2 separate regions of the Mus musculus genome follow, and region 2 is linked to region 1. The links are chromatin loops, found by intact Hi-C in ENCODE. Cell type or tissue: heart. All regions are shown on one strand.

The links. Peaks named below come from ENCODE experiments on the same cell type or tissue, not always from the same donor. Only the 100,000 strongest peaks of a DNase experiment are listed, where the experiment ranks them.
Region 2: it touches region 1 in a loop (2.5-fold over the local background); 23 of 42 quality-filtered maps call a loop at or near these places.

Annotation. Positions count from the first base shown.
Region 1 is chr3:87,408,219-87,416,218 of GRCm38, forward strand. Gm40084 (a long non-coding RNA gene) reads left to right here and starts at 3,192. Exons shown (of 3, transcript XR_867411.1): 1 at 3,192-3,342; 2 at 3,561-3,632; 3 at 6,076-6,569. In heart, CTCF peaks have their summits at 130 (motif pointing left) and 3,128 (motif pointing right); a DNase peak (open chromatin) is centred at 3,123; H3K27me3 peaks cover 325 bases.
Region 2 is chr3:87,324,306-87,332,305 of GRCm38, forward strand. No RefSeq gene overlaps it. Among named protein-coding and RNA genes, the nearest start is that of Cd5l, 30 kb to the right of the region's middle. In heart, no CTCF peak of the experiment used is centred here; no DNase peak of the experiment used is centred here.

The DNA.
Region 1 (8,000 bases):
AAGTTATTGTATATTTGTTCCTTTCAAGGTGAATGTGAAATTTTCCATCTTGAAGAGTAGTTGTAATCACCTGCAGCTAAGCCTCGGGGGCCTAGGAGCACCCCCTACTGGAGGGAGGGGGTATTTCATGTGGCTCACCAGCCTTCAGGAGCTCCTCCCAAAGCCCCTCCCCTTCCTAAAGTTACACAAGAGGTAAATAATCTGCTGAGCTAACACTGCCGCTGTATACAGCTCACAGACGCTAAATGACCCAGGCAGATCGCAAGCATGCTAGCATACCTGACACCTGAGGGATACACTTTTAGGATAATACATAGATGGAGCCTGTCCAAGAGAATCACTCAAAATATTCTTAGGCTTTATACATATATTTAATAGAAATGACAAATTTATGTGAAAAGTACTAGAAAAAAAACTATACATGTGATTTCCTTAAAATAAAATTAAAATAATCAAACCGAAAAGGAATCGTCTTTGTTCAGTTTTGTCAATGTGATACAAACCTAGACATATATTGAAAGGGGATATCTTGATTGAAATTAAGTGGATTAAACTGGTCCAAACTGGATTAGACCAGTCTAAAGTGGATTAAACAGGCAGGCTCTTTTTTTTATTATTAGATATTTTCTTTACTTACATTTCAAATGTTATCCCCTTTCCTGGTTTCCCCTCCAAAAACCCCCTATCACATTCCCCCACCTCCTTCACCAATCCACCCACTCCCGCTTCCTGGCCTTGGCATTCCCCCACACTGGGGCATAGAACCTTCACAGGATCAAGGGCCTCTCCTCCCATTGATGTCTGACTAGGCCATCCTCTGTTGCATATGCAGCTAGAGCCACGAGTCCCTCTGTGTGTTTTCTTTGGTTAGTGGTTTAGTCCCAGGGAGCTCTGGGGTTACTGTTTATGTCATATTGTTGTTCCTCCTATGGGACTGCAAACCCCTTCAGCTCCCTGGGTTCTTTCTCTAGCTCCTTCATTAGGGACACTGTGCTCCGTCCAATGGATGGCTGTGAGCATCCACTTCTGTATTTGTCAGACACTGGCAGAGCCCCTCAGGTGACAGCTGTATCAGGCTCCTGTCAGCAAGCTCTTGTTGGCATCACAATAGTGTCTGGGTTTGGCAGGCAGGCTCTTAAACAGGATCAAGCTAGTCCAAACTAGTCCAAGCCTGTCTAAACCTGTCTACATCCTATTAAACTGGATAAAGCCCATCCAAACTGTAATAAACTAGTCCAAGCAGGTCCAAACTGGGTTGAAATGCTCCCAAAGGCAAGGGCACAGATTAGGATATGACCAGGACCTTGACAATGGACAAGCTGGGGAAAGGATGAAGTTGAGTTAGGGCTAAAAGTGAGAGTGTAGGTTTGGTGAAGAACTGAAGGAGATGGAAGCTAAGGGTGACTCTTACATTTCTGATACAGTGGCTGCACACTTTTCTTAGGAATTCTACAGCTCCTCTGGATGACTAAACATGGCACCGCAGAGTGGCAAGGTCTTCTCTAGTCTGGACTGGTCTGAACCAGTCTGGGCTATGGAAGTCCTGAGAATCTTTTTAGAGTCCCTTTCAGCTTTACAACCCAGCTTCTGCCTCCTGCACACACAGCCGGTGCTCATTGATTCTTAGTTTCTTGGTCTCTGGACCCGAATGGCCTCCACTAAAAATGGACCCACAGCCAACCCCCTCCCTCCTACCCTAGCAGTGTCCCAGGTGCACAGCCTGGGGCCCGGGGGTGGGGGGCAGTGCATGCAGAGAGTCACTGGGCATTCCAAAGCCCCAGCAGGTGCCACTCATGCCTCAAGGCCAGAGCAACCTTCCTGCCCCACTGCTCCAGGACACAGTGTTGCCAGTGAACTACCGGAATTGGATAGAAAGGGAAAGCTGAACCTAAGAACTCATTTTTTAAAACTTGTTTTTACATTTACTTGTGTACTGGGGAAAGGAGAAATAACAATGCCCTTGTGGAGGTCAGAGGTGAACTTGTAGCATCAGTTGGGTTTTCTCCTTCCTCCCTGCGTGTTTCCTCTGGAAACTGAACTAGTACCTTTATCTGTTGAGCCATCTCTCCTGTCCAGGGGAGCCCTCCCCTGCTTTTAAAAACTAAGAGTCATGCACATGGGTGTATTACTCATATAGATGTGTGTGTGTGTGTGTGTGTGTGTGTGTGTGTGTGTGTGTGTGCGTGTGCGTGTGCATGTGCGTGTGCGTGTGCGTGTGCGTGTGTGTGTGTGTGTGTGTGTGTGTGTGTGTGTGTGTGTGTGCCTGACCCTGTGTAGAAGCCATAAGAGGCAGGGTCTCTCTGTGAAGCCAAGGCTGAGTTTTCCAGGCCAGACTATCAGTCAGCAAGCCTCAGTCATCCTCCAGTCCCTGTCCCTTACAGAGCAGTTTGTTACTAGAGCACAGAGCGTCTGAATTCAGTCCCATGATCGCATAACCATCATCTTACCCTCTGAGGTGTCTTGTCATCCCAGGACACACTTGAAGGAGGGGGCAACTCCAGAGCTTCCCAACATTCGACTGCCTTTCTTCCTTTTTTATTATTTTTACTCCCCCACCTCCCCCCGCCGCCCTATCTGTAGTGCTGACTCAGCTCTGAGACCAGAGAAAGGGAATTGGGTGTCTTTCTTTGCCACACTCTGTCTTATTCCCTTCAGATGGGGTCTACCACCTGAAGCTGGGCTACTAAGTTCCAGGGATCCTGCCTCCACCCAGTTCCATGTCTGGCTCTTTATGTGGTGCTAGGAGGTTGCACTCAGATCATAATGCTCTCTTAACACCGAACCTCCTTCCTCTCTCTCCTCATTTACTTATTATCTACTCTTTTACTTTGTGAGTGCCTGTGTGTATGTGTGGGGGAGCGGGATAGTTGTAAGGGCGGGGATTGGTTACGGGGCGGGGGGGGGGAGCGGTATCAGAGGGGAGGCCACTAAACTGGGCGATTCCTCCACACACACAGGCTCCTGATGCTGCAGGAGACAAAGTGGAGGGGAGGCAAGAAGTGGGAGAAAGAGACCCACAACGCAAAAAAAGCTTGCTGGCCATGGGGTACTAACTAGGGTCCCCTCTAAGTCTCATAGCCTCGCCCACAGCTCAGTCCAGGTGAGTCTCCCTCGCGGCCGCCAGGGGGCGCCCAACTCACCTTGGGAGGGCAGGGACCAGGACCAGGACCTGGGCTGCAGGAGGTGCAGAGATGCAGCTCCAGAGCTGCCATCTGCTGACCGAGGCTAACTGAACAGGGCTCTTGTCAGAATTGGGGTGAGGGACCCCAAGGAGCAGGCAAGTTCGATGGGGCGAGCGCACTACGGAGCCTCTGCTGCTGGAAGCTAAGATACCCAGAACAGGTATCAGAGTGCCTGTGCCTATTCTCTGCATCCAGCTGCGCAGGTTCCTCTGCTGGGGGTGGGGGCACAGCATGAAGGGAAAAGTGGGGTCAGAGTGTGACAACCTGCCTCTTCTTTTCCTTTTTCTTCTTCCCCTCCCTTGCTTTCCCCCTATTCCTCTTTTTTCCTCCCTCCCTCCCCTTCCATTTCCTCTTCATCCTCCCTCCCTTCTCACAAAGGTGCACAGCTTCCCTCAAGCATCAGGCCAGCAAGCAGTTCTAGCCTTCACCTACCAGCTGCCAGGTACAGAGGTAGGAGTGTCTTGCTGGCCAAGTGGCTTGGGTGGATGGGGTGCTTCAGGCCTGGGAGAGGGAACCAAGGAGAGAGGGGTGGCCAAGTCACCAAGAGAGAGACCAGAGCCCAAGATCCTCTCACCCTGACTAGTGCTCACTGGGTGAGTGAGGGTGGGGTGAAAGGGGGCAGGCAGCTCTGGGTGAACAGGGTTTTCCTAGCCTGCAGCCAAGGAGCAGGTGGGACCTGGTATGGCAGCTCTGAGTGGGACATCACAGGGGCCACTCTGCAGACAGAGAGGTAGGAGAATGAGAGAGAGAGAGGGTCACTCTCCACTCAGGTCTGTACCCAAGGCTTGGGGGTGTTGGATAGGCTTCATTGCTGGCCCATAGCCTGGTTCAGGGCAAAGGCCTCTCTATGGAGCATGGGGCGACAGATCATCTGAGAAATGGTGGCAGGAAGACTTGTTTGGTGAACTCTTACGTATTCTTCAAAGCCCGGATCATAAAACCCATTCCTCCTCAGGGACTGATTCCCTAGGCACCCAGGACAAGACCAGTTTCCACACAGGTGGCTCTCCCTCCTGGCTCTTTATGACTACTATATGAGTTTCAGCCTCAAATTCTGTATTGGACAGAAGTGTGTTTGGGGTCAGAGGGATTTGAAGAGGGAACAGGGGAGACCTCTTGCATAAACCCAGAGGCAGGAGCAAGGCCAGGCCTCTGTCACCTTCCGGAGTCCTCGGCAGCTTTTCTCCCCAACCCTCTGGCCCCTCTGGCCTTTCATCTGCCTCCAGCTCAGGACCACCCAGACCTATGCCCCTCTTCTTCAGTGTCTGTGGGGACGACAGGGTGGGACCACCCAGACCTATGCCCCTCTTCTTCAGTGTCTGTGGGGACGACAGGGTGGGACCACCCAGACCTATGCCCCTCTTCTTCAGTGTCTGTGGGGACGACAGGGTGGGACCACCCAGACCTATGCCCCTCTTCTTCAGTGTCTGTGGGGACGACAGGGTGGGACCACCCAGACCTATGCCCCTCTTCTTCAGTGTCTGTGGGGACGACAGGGTGGGACCACCCAGACCTATGCCCCTCTTCTTCAGTGTCTGTGGGGACGACAGGGTGGGCCACAAGAATGCATGAAGAGATTAAAGTTGGTCTTCTGACCTTAAGTGAACTGGATTATAAGTTAGTCTTTTCTACCTCAAATGATCTAATTAACTAAACACACACACACACACACACACACACACACACACACACACACACTTGTGCCCAGTGACTTGCATTTTTAGTTAGTCCCACATATAGTCAAGTTGACTACCAAGTATACCCATCACAGTTGGGTTATCTCTGTGTAATATTTGTTATTCTTTCCCTGGAGAGCCGTCTACACCATCTGGTGTAATTGTGGGTGGCTGCACAGACATTGAATTGTCCCCACACACCTGTTTGTACAGTTTACACCATGACAATTCCATTACAGATAAAAGAACCCACCTCAAATGGTTCTCAGAGAAAGTTTTATTTTGTTTTTGTTTTAGGATTTGTATTTTTTTTATTTTTAATTATGTGGGGGTGGGGTGCCCACTTGTGAGTGACCCCAGAAAGAGTAACAGCTCCCTTGGAACTAAAGTTACAGGTGGTGGAGAGCCTCCCAGTAGGGGTTACTTGGAACCAAATGTGGGTCCTTTGCAAGAGCAATCCATGCTCTTAACTGCCAAGCTGTCTCTCCTGCCCAACAACAAAATCTCTTAAAAATATGTAGCACTTCCCCAAATTACCAGCTAGAGATGCAGGCTGTAGCCTGAGCTCCCGAAAGCAAAACGTAAATATAGCAAATGTCATTTGAGGGGGAAAAGGGTTTAATAATGAAGAGAGGAGACTAAAACAAAATTAAAAGTTATTCTTCAAATCTAACTTTGCATTGTAAAAACCAATATAAACTCATGGTAAGTAGTTTTAAATCTTTAAAAATAGATGTTTTCTGAATCTTTCCCAGAAAGGGAAATAAAATAGGTATCTGACATGGATGGAGGGAGGGAACTGAGGGGGGGGGGCTGGGCAGGAGGTGAGGATTAGGGGAGAGAGAAGGGAAATTGGCAAGGTGGGGCAGGGGGGGGGGGAGGCAATCTCTAGGACATGCCAGAGATCTGGGATGGGGGAAGTCCCAGGTGGCTTGTGGGGACGATGCTAGCTGAGACTCCTAGCAGTTGAGGATATGGAATCCTGAAGTGGCCATGTCCTATGGCCAGGCAGAACTCCCAGTGGAGGGAGAAGGACAGCAGCCTGCCCACAAAACCTTTGGCTCAAAATGTGTCCTGCCTAAAAGATGTGCATGGACAAAGATGGAGCAGAGACTGAGGGAATGGCCAGCCAATGACTGCCCTAAATCAAGACCCACCCTATGGGCAAGAACCAATCCCCGACAGTATTAATGATACTCGGTTATGCTTGCCGACAGGAGCCTAGCATAACTGTCTTCTGAGAGGCTCCACCCAGCAGCCAATGGAACAAATGCAGAGAAAGACTCACAGCCAAACTTTAGATGGAGCTCAGGTGTCTCACGGAAGAGTTGAGGAAAAAATTGAGGAACCCAAAGAGGACAGGTACTCCACAGGAAGACCAACAGAGTCAACTCACCTAGACCCTCAGGGGCTCCTAGAGATTGAATCACCAACCAAAGGGTGGGCATTGGTTGGACCTAGGCCGCTGCCCATATGTAGAAGATGAGCAACATGATCTTCATGCTGGTTCCCCAACAAGCCCCGCCCCGAATCCATTGCCTGCCTGCCTGCCTGCCTGTGGACCCCACTCCCCTAAAGGGACTGCTTTGTATGACCTCAGAGGATGCACCTATTCCTGCATCATTCCGGTGTGCCGGAGGGAGTTGGTACCTAGGAGGGGCTCCCCACTCTCAACGGAGAAGGTGAGGGTGGAATGGGGGAGGGTCTGTGTGAGGGGGTACCGGGTGGAAACAGACAAGGTGGGGCTAATATTGAGATAAAGTGAATAAATAAACTTAATAAAAATTAAAAATTAAGTACAATAAATGTTTTCCTAGGCTTGTCCTCTGAAAAGGCCTAGGAATAATTACCAAAAGTCAGCCATGAACAAGCACCCCATGCCTAGAGATGGTCTCTAAATACTATTTCCTGCTCATAGGCGTGCAGGCAGCAAACTGCAGAAATACTATGGAACAAATGACTCCATCTCTTCAACGAACACATGGAGAAAGGAAGGAGAGAGGGAGGAAGTGAGGGGATGGGCTGGAGAGCACGGGAAGGAGACAACAGGGCAGGGTTCAGTTGGGTTTGGTTGGGTTTTAGGAGAGCAAACCCTAGGCTGGAAAGAGTAGGCATACATTTTTTTGCAATCTACTTTTAATAAGGGTTCAATCTCTCCTCTAGCCCACCACTCAGCAGAGGGAGTGGTAGAGGAAAGTTATTAGGATGTGGGGGAAGTGGACCTGCTCATCAGTGGTTCTTCAGGAGTGATCTTGATCTTCTCTGGCACTAGTTCAGGCCCATAGCAAATATGACTTAGCAGCTGCAGACCAGTCCTCTAGGCAGGCAGACACCAGGCACAAACCAGCAGCTACAGTCCAGTCCTTTCAGCAAGCAGACACCAGGCACCAACCGGCAACCATAGTTCAATCCTGAAGGACCCACAAGGCTCCCCAACTGGCCTGAGGCAAGCTGCCACTGGGACCTCAAGAGCAGTTCTTGGCCGAGTGTCTTCTCTCAATGACTGTGTTACCACAAGCTGAGCCCAACCATGCTATGGAACCAATACATTAATGTCTTTAGTGAAGAATAGCAAGGTGGAGCAAAACAAAGCTCAGTGCTCATCTCCCATTGTCTGTGGGGTCATATTTATACTCCTTCGTCAAGATGAGTTCTTTCACGTGTCTGCTATAGCCAAGCATCCTTTCACCTGTGTCTGCTTCAGGAAAACAGTCTTTCACTTGTTTGCTTTATAGTAAGACATCCCTTCACCTGTGTGCCCCAGGAAAACATCATTTGATCTAACTTTCCAAAGAACTAGAAGTTTCTACTTCAGGAAAGATGTCCCAGTGGTTAGAGCACTGGCTGCTCTTGCAGCAGACTTGAGTTCAGTTCCCAGTGCCCATGTGGCCTGTTAGAACTGTCTGTAACGTCACTTCCAGAAGAGCCAATGTCCTCTTCTGCCCTTATCAAACAGCAAGCATATAAGTGGTGCACTAACATATATATCCAAGCAACACACACACACTAAAAACCAAATCTTTAATTTAAAAAAAAACTGAAGCGAAAAGCAAAGAAATCACAGAAGGCAGGATATCATCAGACATTATTTTAGTCCTTTCTCTGCATCCCTGCTGCCTTTCAAACACATGAAAATGTGCTT
Region 2 (8,000 bases), 84 kb before region 1:
TAGGTCTGGGTGCTGATTTCTGAGTTTGTCTTTGTTTTGTTCTTCAGTTTCTGTTTTCTCTCTTGATTTTCAGAGAGTAATGTTGCTGTTTTACTGGCCTCCTCAGCTGGTGAATTTACAGGGCATACCTGCTGGTGATGGAGACTGGGATGTGTCAAAGAGTGGGGGTGGGGAGGCATAGAAGGGGATGGTCCATGAGATCCGTAGGAGATGTGGGAAGGGGGTGGTGTGGGATGGAAGGCTGCAGNTGGTGTTCTTTNGCACCCCCCCCCATCACCGGGGGGGGGGGGGAGGTGGGGGGGCGGGGATTAGGTTTGGATGCACAGAGAGGTTTAATGTTTTTATTGTAGAGGCCTTTTACATCCTCGGTTCAGTTTATTACTACTAGATCTTTTTATTTTCTTTGAGGCTATTGTAAACGAGTATGTCTATGATCTCTTCCTCTGTATGTTACTATATAGAAAAGCTATCGATTTTTATACACTGATATCCTGCCACACTGCTAAAATTGTTGATCATTTCTAGCAGTTTTGTGGTAGAAAACTGGGGACTATTAGGTATAATGCATTATTCTTTGTAATATCATGCCATCTGCAATAGGGATATTTTGACTTCTTTTCCTATGTTCTCCCTTTAGTTTCCTTCTCTTACCTTATTATTACAGCTAGAACTCCAAGCACAGCACTGAAAGGGAGACTGGACAGTGGACATCTGTGTCTCACTCCTAATTTCAGAGGCATTACTTCAAGTTTTCTACCATTTATGATACCGTTGGCTGTGTGCTTCTCATTCATAGATTTTCATCATGCTTAGTCCCCTTCAGTCCAACTCTCTCTAGAACTTTTATCATGAGGCATGTTGGAATTTGTCAAAGACCATTTCTACATCCATTGAGATAACCATTTATATGATTTATTACATTTGTTGACTTGTATATGGTGAACCACCTCTACATCTCTGGGATGAAGCCAACTTGGTCATGATGGATAATCTCTTTGGTGATTATTTATAATTAGTTTTCAATTATTTTATTGGGGATTTTTGAGCCTATGACCATCAGGGTTATTGGCCTATAGTTTATGCTGTTGCTTTTGTTATGCATTTGTCTTTGATATTAGAGAAATAATGGCTTCTTAGATGGAGTTAGGAAAGGCTTCTTTTCCTTTCTTCCTTTTTGTTTGAGAAGGATTGGCTTTAGATAGTCTTTGAAAACCTCCTACAATTCTGCTATGAACATACCTGTGCCCTGGCTTTTTGAGTTGGAAAGGTTTTCATTGTTGTTTCAATTATGTATGAATCTGTTTAGATTGGTGACTTAATTTTGTGGTTTTACTGATTCTGGAAATTCTCTCTCTCTCTCTCTCTCTCTCTCTCTTTCTTTCTTTCTTTCTTTCTAGACTTCTCATCTTAGTGGTGGTCAGGTTTTTAAAGAAGTTGTGTCAGTTGTATTACTTCTCTGTTCACTTCTGATGCTGCTCATTTGGATCCTGTCTTTCTTTCTTTTGCTTAGTTGGGTTATTATTATTTTTTTCAGATAACCATTTCTTAGATTCACTGATTCTTTGGGTTTGTTTGGTTGGCTTTCATTTATTTCTGCCTAAATTTTCATTTCTTTCCATCTACTTGACTTAGGTGTTGCTTGTTCTTGTTTTTCCGAATTTTTGTTGCACCATTAATTTGTTTATTCCCGTTCCCCCTAATGTTTACATGTAGGCGCTGAGAGCTATACGTTTCTCTCAGACTGCATTTAATGTGCTGCAGAGGGCTGGCTCGGGTGATCTTGGTTTCATTTAGTTCCTGGAACTTTTTAATTTCTTTGTTGGTTTCTTTTTTAACCATCCATCATTTAGTAGTTCGCTAATTAGTCTCCACAACTTTGTTACTTCCTATAGCTTTGCTTGCTGTTGTTTTAGGTTTGATTGCATTATGGTCAGAAAGGATACACTGGGTAACGCGTTGTTAGTTAGTTTTTGTTTCCGTTTGGTCCCACGATGTTTTCTTTTAGAGAAGCGTCACTGTGCTGCTGAGTAGAATATGTATTCTTTGGTGTCCGGGTGGAATATTCTTATCTCTTAAGTCCACTTAATGTATAATGCCATTTAATTCTGATGTTTCTCTGTTTATTCTTTGCCCAAACGACCTGTCTATTAGATAAAGTAGAGTATTGAAATCATCTATTAATGGTGTTTGATGTTAATCTGTGTCTTTAATTCCTGTAGTATACTTTTTATGAAATGGGTGCATCAGAGTTTGATGCACATATGTTTAGAATAGTAATAATTTCTTGCTCTGTTTGTTTCAATGTTCTAGACTTCTTTTAGTTTAGAATGTGTCATTCTTCACTTATGCCTTCTATTATCAATGCTACAGCTACAAACTTCTTGTGCTAAGCATAAAGAAGGAAGAACAGAAATGCTTCCCAGTTGAGTCGGTCCTTTCCTTTGAGGAGTTTTCCAAAACTACCCCACAACTTCTATTTATATATCCTTGCTGAGAGTGCAAACACATTGACACCCTGTCTATAGAAATGTCTCTGGCTATAAGAAGAAGAAGGAGAAGGAGAAGGAGAAGGAGAAGGAGAAGGAGAAGGAGAAGGAGAAGGAGAAGGAGAAAAGGAGAAGGGAAGGAGAAGAAGGAGAAAAGGAGAAGGAGAAGGAGGAGAAGGAAGAAAAAGAAGGGGAGGGGAAAGGGGAGGAGGAAGGGGGAGGAGGAGGAGGGGGAGGGAGAGGGGGAGGGGGAGGAGGAGAGCCACTGAAGAGCAATTAACAGACGTGCCTGTCACCCTGTCAAGCTCCTTGGCTCTCAAGTGTTTGTGGCCCAGTGTTGCACAGAGGTCAGAGTCCCTCGAGCTGAAAATGAAGTCAACCTCTTTTTTATAGTTTCCAGTAAGGACCCTTACGTCCATGCCTAAAATGCAAGTGTCTTTCAGGTATGTGCTCTTGGGTTTTAATCGGATCTTAACAGAATTTCAAATCTGATTAGATTGTGTGATCCTCTTCCTTCACCAGTCCCCCCAGAAGATTTGTTGCCCACTAGATTATACTTAGCTAATTGCACTCTAAATTCTCTTTACTCCTAGCCAATAGGAGTGTAGCTCTTACAGAAATTTGCTGAGCATACAACTGTAGCCTCTGAATCAGAAGTAACAGTCTGTGGGGGTTTCTCTGAAGAGAAGAGAGACAAAGGCACTCAGAACAAAATATATAAGAAGGTTCTAGAAGGTGGGGAGGGAACAAGAGAAGTAGATTGGGATCAGGAATGTAACATGAGTTCAGGAACCCAAAGACTTATGGGAAAGGGGATTTGGAGGAGCAGGTGCTGTGCTAAGTGAACTTTGGGACATCTCTAAGGACTTTTGGAAGGCCAGCTGCAAGCTGCCCCATTCACCACATTATACCAATCCCTCCTTTGCCACCTCTTCAAGAGTCAGTCTCTAAAAGGTCAAAGCTTTTGAGGGATGCATTTCTACATTATTTTTCAAAAAACGGAATTGTCAAAATGGTTTTGGTGAAAAAATTGGGGATCAAAATTCTTTGAAAAAGTTTACATCTATTTAAATATTAGAGAAGACTGACTGACTGATGAGAACTTCATAATTGTGGACAGTTGGAATGTTGCAGAAGAGCCAAAAATTATTTTGGGATTTAGTCTCTCGGAAGTCATTCATTATCTACCTTTGTGTCTATCGAATGCCCTACTGATTATTGGGAAAAACCTTTGGGATGTATTATTTACCAAACCACTGGTTTCAAAAATGTGGAGAATATAGAAATGGAATTTTAAGTTTTCAAGGAGGATCAGATATATTTTAAAAATAGATTGAAGATTACAATTATGATGAGTTTTTTCAGGTAAGGTTGTGGTTATATATGAGTATAGGAAATCTCAAAGATGCCCTTACTTAAATGAGCCCTTCACATTTGAACATAAAAAAGACAATTGGCTTCAAATGAAGACTAATACCATCAACAGCAAAATAATGTCCAAATGTAAATGTTTACTTATTTTTTTCTAATGCTTATCCTGATATGAACAGAGCTAGACGAGAAGATGTGCAACATGTAGAAGATTAAAGTTAGATCACTGTAGATCACTGTGCATAAAACACCACTCCAAATGGATCAAAGACTGCAATACAAAGTCTGACACCTTGAAACTTCTAGAGGGAAAGGTATGGAGTGTGCTTTAACATATAGGTATAGGTAAAGGCTTTCTGGATTGGACTTTGATATCACAGGAAATAAGACCAACTTTGACAACTGGGATATTATGAAACTAAAAACATTTCTGTACAACAAAATTAGCTGTTAAGTGAAAAGGTAGCTCCCAAAATGGAAGAAAATATTTGTCAGGTACACATCTGATAGATTATTGTCTAGAATGCACAGGAAATCAAATTAAACCCCAAGAAAATAATGAATTCAACTAAATAGTGGTCCAAGGAACTAAATGGAAAGTTCTCCAAAAAATTAGAAATGACTAGAAAATACTTCTAATTTAAGGGGTTAGTATCCTTTGCCAGTAAGGAAATGAAGACATAAAGGGGGAAATGGGGAAACTGGGGAGTGGGCTTTAATTGGGAAGTGGAGAACAGAGGTCAATACAGAAGGGCAGGAAAGAACGGGGAAATAATACTAAGGATATTTGAAAAGGCCTTGAGGAAACATTATCTTTACCTAAACTCACATATAACACATAAGTGTATTTGTGTGAAGTAGTAAATGAAGCTCTGCTACTTGGGCTGACAAGAACTATAGACCATCTAGCAAGGATCTTAGCAGCAGGCATGAGAAACCAGTTTGAGTTGTTAGTCAAGGGAGTTCAATAAATTCCCCCCAAAAGAATAAGCTATTGCTTCTGCCTTTAGTTGTGTTGTTGAAGGTAAGTCCCTATTGTCAAAGACACCACATATTTCAGACACAGGACTCAGAAGATTTGAGCTGGATCTAACCTGAAAGCCTCCCCTCTCCCTCGAAGACCAGCTTTTATAGTACCAAAAGTTGCTATAAAAGATGCCAAAGTAGTGAGGCCATCAATAACCCTATCCAGCTGTGATGCCTGCAAACCACAACAATGACCAGCATAGCAAGATGTCCCTAAAACTGCAATAGCAGCACTCGTATCTCAGTAGCAACCATCAGCTCTCTAATTGGATTTAAGGCTTGCTAAATAGGAGGGAAAGTCCCTTTTGCCAAAGGGAGATGGACAATGGAGAGTTAGCCAGCTATCCAGTACCAGTGAAACTATGGATCTCAGAGAACTCACAGCTGCCACTTTACTAGGCTGGCATTGCTCCTAACTGCATCCTAAATACTTTTCCTTATACCTACATATAAGTGTAGCTCTCGTTCCTCATCAGGAAGAATGAACAATCTCTGGTGCAGATAGAGGCCATCACAAAAAAAACAAAAACAAAAACAAAAAACAAAAAAACAAACAAACAAACAAAAAACCCCACAACTGGTCAAAAGGCAGAGAGCAACTGACCATGAGGTGTCCAATCCCAACTGATAAATCTCTAGCACAATTCATATACCTAAGGCTCAGGGATCTTAGCAGAAGAGGGGGGCAGAAATGTCATAAGAGCCAGAAGACCTGGAACTCTGCCGTGAGAGTGTATTTTCTAGAGTGACAGAGAAATAACACCCATGACACCACAGTAATGTGGCTTCCTTAAAAAGACCCAGACAATGACAACACTAATGGATACGGTAACATGGAAGGGGAAATCTCACAGGGCCCTAGCCCTAAACAAAGAACTACAGGCAACTATTAACAACCACTGAGAAAAGTAGAATTAGCCTTTCCCAGGGATCTATTACTAATTAGTCAACCCTTAAATCATGTATTTACAAGTGAAACTAAATTGATTTAATATGTATATGTAGCAATAATCAAAGATAAAGAAGCCATGAATTTGTGAGGTAGTAAGGGGAGACATAGAGGGTTGAAGGGAGAAGGGAGAGAACATGAAAGGGTTATGTGGAAGTAAGGGAGGGGGAGAGTAATATAACTATATTTTAATTAAAATTAAAAAAATAAGGAAAAATTAATTACTCTAAGATTCTCCCCTCAGCTCATTTAGAATGGTCATCATCAAGAAATCAAATTAGGAAGAGAAGAAAGAAAGAAGGAAGGAAAGAAAGAAAGGAAGGAAGGAAGGAAGGAAGGAAGGAAGGAAGGAAGGAAGGAAGGAAGGAAGGAAGAAGTCAAATAATGAAAAGCCTCTGGCATGGGTACTCGGGGATGAACACTTTTTTTTTTACTCTGTTAGTCAGAGTGTGAATTAGTTCGGCCACTTTTTAAATCAGTCTGAAGTGTCCTTAAATCACTAGGAGGAAATCTTCCACATGACCCAGCCACACCACTCCCGGGCACATACTTCAAAGGATCTTTCTTAGTCAGGTTTTCTATTGCTGTGATAAAACATCATGACCAAAATCAACTTGGGGAGGAAGGGATTTATTTCATCTTACAGCTTGTAGTTCATCATCCAGAAAAGTCAGAGCAGGGTCCTAAAGCAGGAACCTGGAGGGGCGATGCTTACTGACTTGTTCCTTATCATGTGCTCAGCCTGTCTCTTTTATACTCTCCAGGACAACCCACAGTGAGCTGGGCCCTCCTACATCAGTCATTAACCTAGAAAATGTATCATGCCCACAGGCTTGCCCACAGGACAGTCTGGTGGTGACATTTTCTCAATTGAAGTTCCCTCTTCCCAAATGACTCTAGCTGTGTCAAGTTGACAAAACAGTACCAGCGGAGGGCCTATGTCCTACTATAGAGGTACATGGACTTTCTTGTTCAGTATAGCTTTCTTTATACAAGCTAGGAAGTAAAAACAGCCTAGTTGTCCACCAACTGAAGAGTGGACACTGGTATTATTGATGTCATATGCTATATAAACACAAATGAAATGCTTTATAGCTAAAAAGAAAACAAAACTATGAAATTTGTAGGAAAATGAATGGAACTGAAAAAAAATATGTTGAGCAAGGTAACCCAGCCACAGATACAAATGCTGTATCTTTTCTCTCATTAGATCCTTGCCTCAGGTCTTCTGTTTTATGTGTTTAACTTGGAGTACCTCCAGAAGCCAGGAAACTTGAGAATAGACATTGAAAAGAGGCAGTGTGTTTGGGAAGAGTGGTCTTAAGGGAGGAGGTATTATAGTACACAGGTAAAATGAGAGTCAAGAGGGGTAATATCAGATGTGGAAAGGGTCAAACAGGGAGTAAGGTAGAGAGATGGGGAGAAGAAAAAACTGTGAGGAAGGAGATATGAGAAAACTATTCAGAAATTTGCTAACAACCCAATTAAGAAACAGAAGAGACTTTTGTAGGCTTATGTTTTTCAAAATCGACTTCAATAAGAGTTCTTAAACACTTTGACCTCTCATATAACCCACTGACAAAAGATCAGGAAAGATAGGACAAAGGGGTCGTGGATCTGTTTAGAAGTAGTTCTTTGGGGGCAATTCCAATCTTCATTGTCAGCAGTCCAGTCCACTAGCAAACACCAACATGAATCAGCAGCAGTAGCTTGATCCAGAAGCCGCAAGGCTCCACCAATAGGCCCAGGTCTGCTGAAGTGGCAAGAAGCAGCCAGACCACCACCAGAAATTCTTTTGTGCATTTCTCTCTATGAAGTCATAACAAGAAAAGATGAGATAAGAAAGCAAGATAAACCAATGCAATAGTGTCATTGGTCAAGACCAGCAAAGCAAACCAGTGTCAGAGTGTAGTCCACTGTTGATGGGTTATACTTATATATACTCTTACTAAACACCACATGTTCTCTCAAACGTTCACTTCAGCAAAACACCACAAGCCCTTCACTAGACAGCTTCCAGAAAAACACTCTGTATCTGTTCTCAGCAAAACATCCTCTCATAAGACAATTTTCAGAAAAGCATCATATGACACTACTGAATCTCCAGTGAAACCAGAAATTCCCACTTTAGAGTTTGAAGTCAGACAGCAGAAAAACTAGACAGTGCT